2 separate regions of the Mus musculus genome follow, and region 2 is linked to region 1. A link is a loop called in an ENCODE intact Hi-C map of the cell type or tissue named here. Cell type or tissue: gastrocnemius. All regions are shown on one strand. Each heading gives the region's core, and the rest is flanking DNA. Links, peaks and the distances in the headings are about the cores only. Region 1 holds the start of Trpc4ap (transient receptor potential cation channel, subfamily C, member 4 associated protein). Region 2 has its middle 9.5 kb from the start of Mmp24.

The links. Hi-C counts contacts between places; a loop is a spot of excess contacts. Peaks named below come from ENCODE experiments on the same cell type or tissue, not always from the same donor. Only the 100,000 strongest peaks of a DNase experiment are listed, where the experiment ranks them.
Region 2: it touches region 1 in a loop (7-fold over the local background); 23 of 42 quality-filtered maps call a loop at or near these places.

What each region holds. Positions count from the first base shown.
Region 1 is chr2:155,692,327-155,699,125 of GRCm38, reverse strand. Trpc4ap (transient receptor potential cation channel, subfamily C, member 4 associated protein) reads left to right here and starts at 6,742. Exons shown (of 19, transcript NM_001163452.1): 1 at 6,742-6,799. In gastrocnemius, for the core only: a CTCF peak has its summit at 2,685 (motif pointing left); a DNase peak (open chromatin) is centred at 2,647; H3K4me3 peaks cover 678 bases; H3K27ac peaks cover 1,064 bases.
Region 2 is chr2:155,762,402-155,769,200 of GRCm38, reverse strand. No RefSeq gene overlaps it. Among named protein-coding and RNA genes, the nearest start is that of Mmp24, 9.5 kb to the left of the region's middle. In gastrocnemius, for the core only: a CTCF peak has its summit at 3,974 (motif pointing right); DNase peaks (open chromatin) are centred at 4,001 and 4,340.

The DNA.
Region 1 (6,799 bases), core at 634-5,633:
CATATTGTCCTCAAATCAGAGCCGCCTCTCCTTGGGAGTGGAGACTGCACGTGGAGCAGGGAGCTCGGGGACTTTATAGGGTGTAAAGGGGCTTTGGGGGATGGAAGATTCCACCTGTAGGTCAGTCCCCCCTGTGTCCTCAAAATGCCAGATCCCAGTGGGGTTTGGTATGTTGTGGGAAGCCACATGTGCTGTTGCAGGGTGGCGCTGGCTTCTGCTGGCCACCACACATACATAGGCAGTAAAGTTTTTTTTTGCCAAGATGAGGTTTTGAGAATTAACCAAAATTAACCAATCAGATGAGAGACAAGTTAACCAATCAGATGAGAGAGAAGTTAACCAATCAGATGTAGCCATACAAATGAGGTGGTAAGCATAACCCAAGCACAACCAATCCGGGTGTGAGACACGCCTCTCCTAGGCCTATATAAGCAGCACCAGTTCTGGACTTGGGGTCTCTTTGCCTCTGCAAGCAAGCTCTCCTAATAAATGTGTGTAGAAGGATCCTGTTGCAGCATCGTTCTTGTTGGCCAGTCTGGCGCGAGCAAGAGTATGTGACTGTCCTTATCAGAATCTCCTAAATGTCTATCAGCCAAAACAATTTTCCTGTCTGGTGTTTCCCAGTCCACCTAAGGCTTTTAGGTCATTAACCTTTCGTTAATGTAGTCCTAGTATAAGTGCTCAGAGGGGAAAGGTATCCCTAATAGAAAGAAGTGTTGTAGCACTGCAGGGAAATGTATCTTGGCAGTCAAGACCAAGGAATACCACAAGGTCACTCTGTACAACAAGCCTCACACAAGAGATTTATTGGGAAAGACACTGGAAGGTGGCTGCCTCTGTTTGGGCCGGCAAGAAGCCACAGGGAACTGTGTGGAGGCAAGCTTTACATAGGGTTTCTTGTGTGTGTGTGTGTGTGTGTGTGTGTGTGTGAGAGAGAGAGAGAGAGAGAGAGACAGACAGACAGACAGACAGACAGACAGAGAAAGACAGAGAGAGCGAGACAGAGAGAGTGTATGTGTGTGTGAGAGGTGTGTGTGTGTGTGAGAGAGAGAGAGAGACAGACAGACAGACAGACAGACAGACAGAGACAAAGAGAGAAAGACAGAGAGAGCGAGACAGAGAGAGTGTATGTGTGTGTGAGAGGTGTGTGTGTGTGTAGCTTTCTAGTGTGAGGATAGGTGAGATTTCAAGTCCTGAGCTTGGAAGAAATCCAAGGATTGGTGAGTCTTCAAAACCCAATAGTGAGCTCAGACTTTTTACCCTATACCCAGTCCAGTGTCTCCAGCATCCCCTTCACCAGGTTAGTTTTTCATTTTTTTGTTTTGTTTTGTTTTTAATGGATTTCACTGTGTAGCTCTGGCTTGGCCTTCTTGATACTTTCATGCTTATTGGAGCATGTGTTTGTTCTGAAGAGAAAAACACTGAAATATTGAGGTGAAATCTCATAGCATCTATAATTTTTTAAAATGGCTTAGAAAAAAAATGGTTTGGGTCAGCACAATGGCTCAGTGGGTAAAGGAGCCTGCTGCCAAGTCTGACGACAACGAGCTCAAATCTGGACTCACATGGAGAAGTAGAGAATCAAGTCATCCCCTGACCATCACACACAAACCTTGGCATGCGCATACCCAAACTCAAATCCAGCCTCCAGAAAATTAAGAGACTTAGCAGAATGAACTTTCTTCATAAGTATTTATCTACCTATGAGTATATATGAAGATATATATCATGTATTACATATCGTACATCTACATAGGGAGATATCTATCTATCTATCTATCTATCTATCTATCTATCTATCTATCTATCTATCTATCTATCTATCTATCTATCTATCCATCCAGAACATAATGACGATAATGGGTAAGTATAAGCGAAGGATACATGTGTGCTCAGACTATAATTTTTCAACATTTCTGTAAATTTGAATTTTTTTCCCCAAAAACGCTGAGGAGAGAAAGTGAAAGGGCAGGAGGGTTAAGTGGGTGGCCAATGGTAAGTGCTCAGGAAAGGGCGGGCTTTAGACCTAGTGCAAGTTGCAAGAGAGCAGGGACTTTTGTTTCCTTTGCACAGCATCCCCAGTCCCCGTGACAGCGCCTGGCCCATAGGCGATAGAAAATGTTTAAAACAACAAGTCACTGGGCCAGTGAGATGGCTCCATGGGCAAAGGCGCTTGCCGCCAGACATGACATGAGTTCAAGACCCAGAACCCACAGGTGAAAGGAAAGAATAGACCTCCCCTCTCCCTCCAGTTGCTCTAATCATTGGGAGGTTGTATATTAGAAACAAAATGTGAAAAATAGTCTCCAAAATGATACCACAAGATGAAGCACAGTTACACGGACAGTTATTACTATGGTCTGAATATAGTAATGTGATTTTTCTCTGATTATGACTTCCCCAGGATTAAAAGAAAAATTACTCTTAAAAAAATTGCCCTAGAAAAATCTGTACGTGTAATTGAGGTGATCGTGGTAGTTAATTTAAGGACGGTAATATTCTAGGAATGGCAGCATCGCATGCGGTGGCACCACTGAGATTACTGCAAAAAATTAGTCAAGCCTAGAGTTTCCATTTGTTTTGTTTTGTTTTCAGTGTTGACCCAGATCCGCATCAACAGGCCACTTGGCAGAAGGATGCTGCGCCCCCTGGTGGTGAGAAGCAGCTGGGAGAAGCTGACAGGCAACAGATAAATTGCACTCAGCCTTCCCACAGGTTTCTGGAAACCTTTCTCCTTACTTCCTAGTATTATGGCGCCCTAAAGACTGACCTCGAGGTGAAGGGTAAGGCTTTTTAAAAAGAGCTATTTTTATTAGTTTTAAGTGTATTTGTGTGTTCAGGGTATGCTCACGTGATTGCAGATGCTGGTAGAGTCCAGAAGAGGGCATCAAGTTCCCCTGGAGCTGGAGTGAACCTCCTCCCAGTGTAGGTGCTGGGAAGGAACTCAGGCTCTGGGCAGGAATGGTGTGCACTTCTAACAGCTGAGCTGTCATTCTCCAGCGCTGCTTGCTCCGCCTCTTATGTGTGGTTTTGTTTCCAACTTGGCTGCTTTTTTTTTTCTTGACTAATTGCTCTGTCTTCTAGAATTATACTAACGAGAATGCTAATTTGCTGTAGCGCTAAAGGAGTGTTATTGAGTCAAAAGAAGTCCACATTACATATTGATGAAAAATTGCACTCTGGAAAGGCATCTTGGTTAGCCCTCTCGTCTCCAGCATTCTACTCTGGGGAGAACTAAGAAGGCCCTTCCCCCATATTTATTTGGCATCTTTATCCTATGAATTGCCTATTCCTGCTCAGCTATTAATTTCCTAACATTGATTTATTCTCTCTCCCCCTGTCCCCCCCCCTGTGTGCACGCACACGCGTGTGCATGTTCATAGGAAGGAATGTCATGGCACTTGTGTGGAGGTCAGAGGTTAGCATTCAGGAAAGAGCTCTCTGCTTCCACCATTTGGTTCCCAGGAATGAAACTCAGGTCTTCAGACTCGACAGCAAGTGCCTTTGCCCCCTGGGTCATCTCACCAGCTATCCCCAACTCTTCTATCCATTGTGTGGTTTGGCTTGTAGCAATCTTGTAGGAGTGGCTGTATTTATCTGTTCATCGATCCACTGATCAGATCAAAACAAATGTTATCGCTGACTTTATTCCAGGTACTGATCTGGGTACTGGGGATGGGTGTGGCAAAGTACTAAACAGATCACAACAACTGGAGAGATGCACAGAGTAATGGGTTATATGTCAAGTAGAGAACACAGGTATGGGGAGCATAAGAGACAAAGCTTTCTATCTGTGCTCAGGGAAGTAGTCTTTGATCAGAAAGAAGGGGGTGGGAAACCTAGCCTCTCAGACAACTACCTGGGGTGGAGAACTTGAGGCAGACTGGACAGAAAGCTCTTCATACATCCTAAACTAACTTTCCCAGAATGCCGTGCGCTTTCTATGCTTGTTCATGCTGTCTCGCTTAGAATGTTGAGGTCAGTTTTATTAATCTTCCTGTCATGGCTCTGGACTTTATGCTTAAGAAGGCATTTCTCCCCCCAAATCGTAAAAGATGGTCTTCATTCACTGCTGCCTTTTAATGCTTTGTACTTCTAACAGCTCTGTGCACATATAACTTATATTTCAAAACCCACTTATTTTGGATTTTTGTGGGTGTGAATCTATGCCGGTGTACTTCTCTGTCCCTAAACCCAGTTTTAAAACTACACTTTGATTTTGTTACATTTATATTTCTAAGATGAATTTTAGATTTAACTGTAAAGTTAAAGACCTATTTCTTTTGTTTTGTTTTGTTTTGGTTTGGTTTTTGCTTTTTGTCCGTTGGAAAAAAAATCTCCTTTATCACAGGATAAACTTCCTGTTTCTGATTCTTCTCCAACAATCACAAACACACAGGGTTTTATTTGGTTCATTCAGATTTCATGATGGGACAATTGCACTGAAAAATGCAGGTTTTTCTGTTTTCTTTGTTTTGTGTTTTGTTTTTTGTTTTTTGTTTTTGTTTTTGAGACAGGATTACAGATTACTCTGTGTAGCCCTGGCTGTCCTGGAACTCACTCTGTAGACCAGGTTGGCCTCGAACTCAGAGATCAGCCTGCCTCTGCCTCCCAAGTGCTGGGATTAAAGGGTGCGCCACCACTGACCGGCTTTTTTTTTTTTTTAATGCAGTTTTATGGCTTTTATTTTATAAAGTTTTTTCCTTTTTTAAAAAATTATTTCTTTTACTTTTGAGAGTATTATGTAATTATGTCATTTTTCTTCCCTTTCCTCCCTCTAAACCCTCCCTCTTCTTGCTCTCTTTCAATAAAAAAATTTAACTTTAAAAATTACATTTAGGGGCTGGTGAGATGGCTCAGTGGGTAAGAGTACCCGACTGCTCTTCCGAAAGTCAGGAGTTCAAATCCCAGCAACCACATGGTGGCTCACAACCATCCGTAACAAGATCTGACTCCCTCTTCTGGAGTGTCTGAAGACAGCTACAGTGTACTTACATATAATCAATAAATAAATCTTTTAAAAAAAATTACATTTAGGGCTGGCGAGATGGCTCAGCAGGTAAGAGCACTGACTGCTCTTCCAGAGGTCCTGAGTTCAAATCCCAGCAAACACATGGTGGCTCACAACCATCCGTAATAAGATCTGACACCCTCTTCTGGTGTGTCTGAAGACAGCTACAGTGTACTTATGTATAATAATAAATAAATCTTTTTTAAAAAATTACATTTAAGCCGAATAGTGGTAGCACGTTCCTTTAATCCCAGAACTTGGGAGGCAGAGGCAGGCAGATTTCTGAGTTCGAGGCCAGCCTGGTCTACAGAGTGAGTTCTAGGACAGCCAGGGCTACACAGAGAAACCCTGTCTTGAAAAACAAAAACAAAAAAACCCCAAAACAACAAAAAAAATTACATTTAAAGTGTGTGTGTGTGAGAGAGAGAGAGAGGGAGAGGGAGAGGGAGAGGGAGAGGGAGAGGGAGAGGGAGAGGGAGAGGGAGAGGGAGAGGGAGAGGGAGAGGGAGAGGGAGAGAGAGATTGATTAGAGGGCAGTTTGGAGGAATTATTTTCTCCTTTCACCAACATGGGTTCATTGGACCCAACAACTTAGGTCGTCAGTTTTGGCAGCCAGTGCTTCTACCCACTGACTCATCTCTCCTTATCCTATTTTCTTTGTCTTAAACCAGGTCACCAGGCAGTGATCTGCTGGAGCGAGTGGGAGCCACACCTTGCAAGTAGCATGCAGATGTCAGTCACAGTCTAGTTTGCCTTGGCAGCGATCTCAAATGCCTGCTGTTGTTCCACTGCAAGTTACTTATTACATCATTTCACTTTTTAAGGACTTTTGGTTTGGGCAACAAATTATAGCCACCTTAGTTACAAGTAGCAAACTTCATGGCATCCTAATTTGGCACACTCAACTTATTTTTGTTACAAGATAGCCTCCTAGAAGAGAAAGTGGGGAGAGTCAGCACCACCCTGCTTCCGAGGTTTGTCGGAGCCAGTGAATTCAGTTCTACTTGCGGGGAAAATGAGGGCAATATTCTATTTGATAGGGGATACAGTTTGCCAAATAAATAACTACATTTGTTTGTGTGGATTAGCTGTGGTCCCCTGAAACCCTCGTCCCCTAACAGGGCCCTCTGCTGTTCTGCTTATCACCTCGCCCTCCACCTCACCTATATATTCAGTATGAGGAGTACAGCTGGTGCCTTTAGGAACTATTTTTTGACATCTATCTGTAAATGAAATATTTTTCGCCATTTTCTTCGAATAAGCAATAGCATTGATGGTCCTTTACGTCTCATTTACATAAAGCACATATTTGTTAATTGTAATAAAAATATTAGTTGACTAGTCTGGCTCCCAGGACCTAAATATTGAATGGACTGAGGGCTAGGGGTAATGTGTAGTGACTTGGCTAAAGTCAATTGTAAAAGGAAGGGGACACGTGTCAAGTGTCAACTCTGGCCTAGGGCCTAGAATTTTTCCCTGGACACTGGGCTTGCATCATTTCCAGCTAGCGAAAATTTTGAGAGCTTGTGCACATAGTGACTGGTTTTCCACTTGGAGCAACCTCGAAGAAATGCTGGAGGTATCCCACTCAGCAAACTGGAGGGCCAGGAAGAGCCACATCTCAGCTACCTGCTCCCCCTCGGTAAAGACTACAGTTCCCATAAGGCGTCGGGGCACGCACAGTCCCTGCCACGCGGCTTGCACCTCCGCGTCAGTCCACTAGGGGCGATGTAGAGAGTCCTCCGCCGCCCCGTAGAAATCGACACGGCTCCGGGACCGCTTGCTTCC
Region 2 (6,799 bases), core at 1,125-6,124, 70 kb before region 1:
GGTGGTCCAGCTCAGAGAAGGCTCCACCTACCTCCTCCTTCCTTTGAATTCCTGTTGTAGCAGCTACAAGCTAAAGAGGGCTCTGCACCTTAATGTAGAAGGTAATTTATCTACATTGTATCACTCTACACTGAACAGCTCCTCTGTGTGTTGGAGTCTAAGGAGAAGGCAATGGGGAAATGACTTGTCCAATGATGGAACTAGAGTAGGAGCAGTAGCAGAATCCAAGGGTCAGACACCAAAGCTCCAGCCCTGTTCCTTTGTTCATTTATTTATTCATTAGAATGTCTAACTTTCTATAAACAGTCTTAAGCAGCTGTTACTAGGCTTAGGGTCACAGCCTATGCCCCAGAGGCCTGTCCTCAGTGAGCCAATTAAAACAACCAAATTGATTGTGGGAGACACACACACACACACACACACAGAGGAAAGGAGAAGGAGAAGGAGAGGGAGAAGCAGAGGGAGGGGAGAGGGAGGAGGAGGGAGGGAGGGAAGGAGAATGTGGCCTCCATGAGATTTAGGACACAGAAATCCAGCAGGGCCCCACCCTGCCAAGTCGTCCTGTTTTCCCAATGTGGCCATATTGAACAACACCTTTTCTCCTTTCTACTATTTGGCCCTTTTTAGTTGGCTTATTGAGGACGGGTAGCCAAATCTGGCATATTGGGGCACAGGCTGTGATCCTAAATCTGGTAACAATATGACAAACATGATGGGATTAAAAGGCATAATTTGGGGTGTCAAATCCCCCCCCAAAGCAAATGGAGCATGGATGGAGAGGAAAGACTGGAGGGTCCTGGCTACTGTTGAAACTATTCATCCCATGGACATTTTTTTCTTTCTTCCCACACTAGCCTGCATTAGCTGCGTTTTTATGGGCGTCTGAACTTGGCTTGCTGGAACACAGGCTGCGACCCCTAAGTTGGGTACACAGTTGCTCTGTAGAAAGAAGCAGGTTGAGAGACAGTCTCCAGGTGAAAAGGCTAAGACTGAGCATGCGTGAGACCAAACAAATCATCGCAGCTCAGGAATCGGTCTCCCAGAACTTCCGAGGCCTCTGAGGTCATTCTGGACTGGGGAAATCCAGGAAAACAAAGAAACTTACCAAAAGAAAGGAGCCTTTGAAACAAAGCTGTATAAACAGATAATATTTTTAAAACTCAGTTTCCATGTAACACACAGCAATCATGACCACGTGAGCAGTAACAACAGACTGTGACACTTTAATTGACAGGACATGGGGAACAAAAGCTTGGGGAAAGGAAAGGGTTAAATATCTAGGGTCAGAAAAGCCACCCCCAACCCCAGCTTCTATTCCCCCCATCTCTGATTTTGAAGCTAGCCCCAACTAGTTTGGAGGTAATTCCTGCTTATGTTTCCCCCTGACAAGCATCATCAAAGTGGGGCACTATGTGCCCATCATCAAAGGCCACACACAGTGGGGCACTATGTGCCCATCATCAAAGGCCACACACAGTAGGACACTATGTGCTCACTTTAAGAAGAAGTAACTTGTAAGTTAGGAAATTATTTTTTTAACGTAGCATTAGTATATATATTTTTTTGTTTTGTGAAACAAAGTCTTACTATGTAGCTTATTGCTTTTTTTGGTTTTGTTTTTGTTTTTGGTTTTGTTTTGTTTTGTTTTGTTTTGTTTTGTTTTTGTTAACTGGACACAAGCTAGAGTCCTCTGACTGAGAGGGAAAACCTTCACTGACAACTTAAAAAAAAAGAGCGAATTATTTTTATTTTATGTGCCTTCATTTTATGCATGTGGCTCATGTGTGTGTGCAGTGCCTGAGGGGGCCAGAGGAGGGTGTGTCAGATCCCCTGGAAAGATTGCTAAAGATGGCTGTTAGCACCATGTGGGTACTGGGACTCAAACTCAAGTCCTCTGGAAGAGCAGCTAGTGGACCTGTCTCTCCAGTCCCTCTGTCGACTGTTCTATGTCCTTACTTCATGCATCTCTCTCTCTCTCTCTCCCTCCCTCCCTCCCCCCACCTCTCTCTCTCTCTCTCTCTCTCTCTCTCTCTCTCTCTCTCTCTCTCTCCTCTCCTCCTCCTCCTCCTCCTCCTCCTCCTCCTCCTCCTCCTCCTCCTCCTCCTCCTCCCTCTCATTTTTGTTTTTGTTTCTCAAGACAGGGTTTCTCTGTGTAGCCCTGGCTGTCCTGGAACTCACTCTGTAGACCAGACTGGCCTCGAAATCTGCCTGCCTCTGCCTCCCAAGTGCTGGGATTAAAGGCGTGTGCCACCACCTGCTTCTTTCTTCTTTTTGAAATAGGGTTTCAGTTAGCCCAGACTGGTCTTTGACTATCTCGTGTAGACATATATCCTCAATTAATTAAAAAAAAAACAAATAGAACTTTTTTTTGCAACAGGATCTCAAACTTGTGATCCCCTTGCTTCAGCTTCCAGAGTGCTGGGATGACAGGCAGATGCCATCGTGCCTGGGTCTCTGCCTTGCATCTGTCTCCATGCAGGACCTGGTACATGATTTACAAGGCCCAATGCAAAATGAGAACTCAGAGCCTCTTGTTAAAATATAAACCTGTAGCTGGGTGATGGAGGTGCATGCCTTTCATCCCAGCACTCCGGAGCCAGAGGCAGGAGGGAGCATCTCATCTCTGAGTTTGAGGCCAGCCTGGTCTACAGAGTGAGTTCCAGTACAGCCAGGGCTACTCAAAAAACCATTATATATATGTATGTATGTATACATACATACATATATATATATATATATATATATATATATATATATATATATATATATACACAGACACACACATATATTTATACACATATGTGTGTGTGTGTTAATCCCAGCATTAGGGAGGGGGGCAGGAGGATCAGGGGAATGGTCATCATTGGCTACAAAGTGAGTTCAAATCTAAGCATTTGAAAATGGTAGAAGTGGAACATTTAAACCCTGTGGGGCCCCATGTGAGTGAAGAAGCCACAGCCCATGAGACTGGCTCAGACCCTGAGTGCCACCTTAAACCCACTTTTTCCACATGGCCTATGAAGGAAGAACTTGCCTGTGACTTGCTTTGATGAGCTGCCCTTGAACTTTTCACCCAAGTCACACTCACTCCCTTGGCTCTTCTACATCTCAAAAAAAAAAAAAAAAACCACCTAATTATTTAATTGTGCATGGGAACATACCATAGCACAACTTGTGGGGAGTCAGTTCTTTCCTCCCACTATGTGACTTGAACTTGGGTCCTCAGGTTTGGCAGCAAGCACCTTCAGTTGCTGGGCCATCTTGTCTACCTTGAGTTGTTTTTTAAGCTGTTTATTCTCCTTAACTCTCTGGGCCTTCCCTTGAGTTTTCGTTCACTGGTTCTATCTCTTCACCGTAACTGCAGGGATTTCTCAGGATGCTTAGAAGCCCTCTTCCTATTCTATGTGTCCGTCCATCACTGCAGTTAAAATACTACCTGCACTCTCTCTGCACACATGACAGCCCCAAAGTTTTATCCCCAAGGGTGCTAGTGTAGATCCCAACCTACTACATCCTCAGCCCCGCCACTCACCTAGCCTTATGCTTTCCTTCCTCGTGGAATTTCCCAACTGCAGCAGACCAAGCCAAGCTCCTGTTCTTGTCACTCAAAATCTCATCTCCTCCTAAGTGGTCTCAACCGCATTCCAGATTCTTCTATACTCATCCTAGAGACCTGTGCAGCACCCTTAATATGGCCTTAGCTTTCTCCATTGCCAGCCAGTAAGTTTTTCCTATGGATTCCACTTTATGCAAGATTCCCTGAACTTCTGGACTAGGCCACACACCCTATTTTGTACCCTAGATCTCGTACTTCACAGAGATCATATAACTGTAATTAAGTAATCATTTGTGTGGTTTCATCTTTTCCATGGGTTCAGACCATGTCTGAATGTCTCTAGCACACTATAGGTTATCAATGAATACTTTTTACATAAATAAACAGAAGCCCACTATAGAACTGTTGTTTGCAATTGGGTGTCCAGTAGGGGGCAGCAAAACATAAGGAATGGAAGGGGTCCAGGCCGCAGTCCTCAAAAGGTGACTTTCAGACAAATCAAGGAACCTTCTGGGTCTCTCTACTTCTGTGGGAGTGGGGGGGGGGGGGGAGTCTAATGCTCTTTCCCCTGAATCAATCGAGATACATAGCTTTAAAGAGGCTGTCATGCTGCACAAGACAGTGTCGGTAGCGTCAGTTAGGAGGGCGTGGGTTTGAGGACTGAGCCTGCTGTGACTAGGGACTGCACCGATCTGGAAGAGTGGAAAATTAAAGCTGAGAAAGAGACTGGCCCATGCCCAGAGCCAGCCTGGAGCCAAGCTGTGAGGTCAACCCAGTGTGTTCATGTCACAAGTTCCTCCCTGTTCCCTGAACATCGCCCGCTTCTGTGGCAGTGTCCAGCGTCCTGTCTGCGACACTCTGGTCTCCTCCCACCACGCCTTCCCCTTGCTGGGTCCTGGCCCCTCAGAGGCCTGCTCACCACCCGCCCATGATTACAGTTAACCTGACATCCTGACTGAAGTGCTGAACTGTATTTTCACATCATCCCCAGTGGAGCAGGAGCTGGACCGTCCCCATAGAGAAGGGGTAACCAGAGTATATGGAATGAATGCCACCAGATGAGACTTCAGGTCCCGTGGAAGGTGAGGGAAGGAGCAGCTAACACTGTTGAAGCCAGTCCCAAAATTATACTGAAAAATATATCTCGGCCCGCGGCACCTGGAGAGATTGCGTCCTTGTGATGCGGGGAGACAGCTGGTTAATTCATACCCAGTGAGGTTTCTGTTTGGGGAACACAGTAGGATACTGAGAAGAGCGTTAGAAACATGTAGCCACGCAATAAAATTGTAGAGACGTTCACTCTCCAAAAATGTCCTCTGTCATTTGAATTCAAGCCTCCCTCTCCCCCTTATGCCCTGGCCACACCTATCTAACCTCACCAGATCTGCCTTTCCCAGCAGGTCAAGGAATGACTCAAGGCAGAACGTTGAAACTTGGCTTCTTTCACTTGGCATAATGGAGTTTTTGGCCATTTTTAAAAGTTGGCACACAAAGTGATGGGCTTGACTCTGGCATTTCCCACATGTCTTTATCCTCTACTCTGGTTTCTTCCTCTTCCCCCTTTGCCTTCCTTGCTCCTCCTGCTCTACTTCCTCCTCTTCCAACTGTCCCCTCCTCCCACTCCAAGCCACATGCACTCCAATACCCTCTCACCCCACCCCTGTAAGGATTTATTTATCTTTATGTTATGTGCATGGGTGTTTTGCTTGCATGTACATCTGTGTGCCATGAGCAGCAGAGCTAGTGGTGGCTGAATGAGGGAGTCTGACCTTCTGAAACTGGAGTAACAGAGATGTCAGCACACATGATGTGTGTGCTGGGAACCAAAACCTGGTCCTCTGCAAGAACGATGCTCTTAACCACTGAGCCACCTCTCTAACCTGCCGGCACTTAAAGATTCCTCCTTACTTCTCTCATGGTCTCCTTTTAAGTTCTCTCTCTCTCTCTCTTTCCCTCTGTATCTGTCTTTCTGTCTCTCTCTTTCTCTGTCTTTCTGTCTCTCCCTGTCTCTCTTTCTCTCTGTCTGTATCTCTGTATCTCTGTCTGTCTGTCTGTCTCTCTCAAGTATACACACACACTTAAAATCTAGCTTCTTCTGCTCATGGGAGAACCACAAAGCATCTGTAGTTTTGAATCTTGTAGCCACCAGTGGCCACGGGTTCCTGGGTTCCTGAAAGGAAAGCTGGGGATGGATGGGAAAGATGGCGAGAGAAATAACGAGGCAAGACAAAGTTTTCTGATCAAGGCTCAATCTTTAATTGTAAGGTCTTGAATTTAAAGGGGGGAGACCCATCCCCCACTTTGCCAGGATCTCATTGCTTCGTCAGGATCTTGTCAGGAAAGCAAGCTCAGGCTGTTCAGCAGGTGGTGGGTTCACAATAGACTTTACCTAGGTGGGAAGACTCCACGCTAGGGGGGCTAGCCGACTGTGGCAGAAATGAGGTCTGATTCAGCCCACTCAAGGCTAGGGGGGCGGGCACAGAATCTGGTCTATTCCACTTAACATAATGATTTACGTTTTCTTTTTCTTTTTTTTTTCTTTCAAAGATTTATTTATTGTTATATGTAATTACACTGTAGCGGTCTTCAGACACACTGGACGAGGGCGTCAGATTTCATTACGGATGGTTGTGAGTGGTTGCTGGGATTTGAACTCAGTGCTCTTAACCACGAGCCATCTCTCCAGACCTACATTTTCATTTTCCTGCAAAGGTTTCATTTTTCTTTGTTTGATCAATTAATTCTATAGCTGCTCTTCCCCCACCCACCCCATTTTATGGCTGGCGTGCTGGACTTCATTGTTTCTTGCCGTCTGCTGCTCTTGAGTTTGACTTGTTGTCATTTTCAGAGACCCTGTAGGATCAGCTTATTATCTACTTGAGGTCAAGTCAGGTGTTTGACGAAAGCATGTACTCAGGGCTTCGAGTGCTCCTTCTAGAATGATCTTAACTGGACCCCAACGATTCTGCTAAACTGTACTTTCATTTTCATTTGGCTCTAGGAATTTTTAAAATTTCCCCATTGATTTTTTTTCATTTTTGTTCTTTAAAAAATTATTGATCATTATTTGAGAAAAACATCTTTTTAAAAAGATGTGCTTACTGTTTTTTTTGTTTTGTTTGTTTTTTGTTTTTCTTCAAAATTGAAAGATATCAAATAAAATAGCACACACTTGAAATGAAAGGATATTTCTTTTTCTTTCTTTTTTGAGATAGGGTCTCATTGTATAGCCTGGCCTGAAAC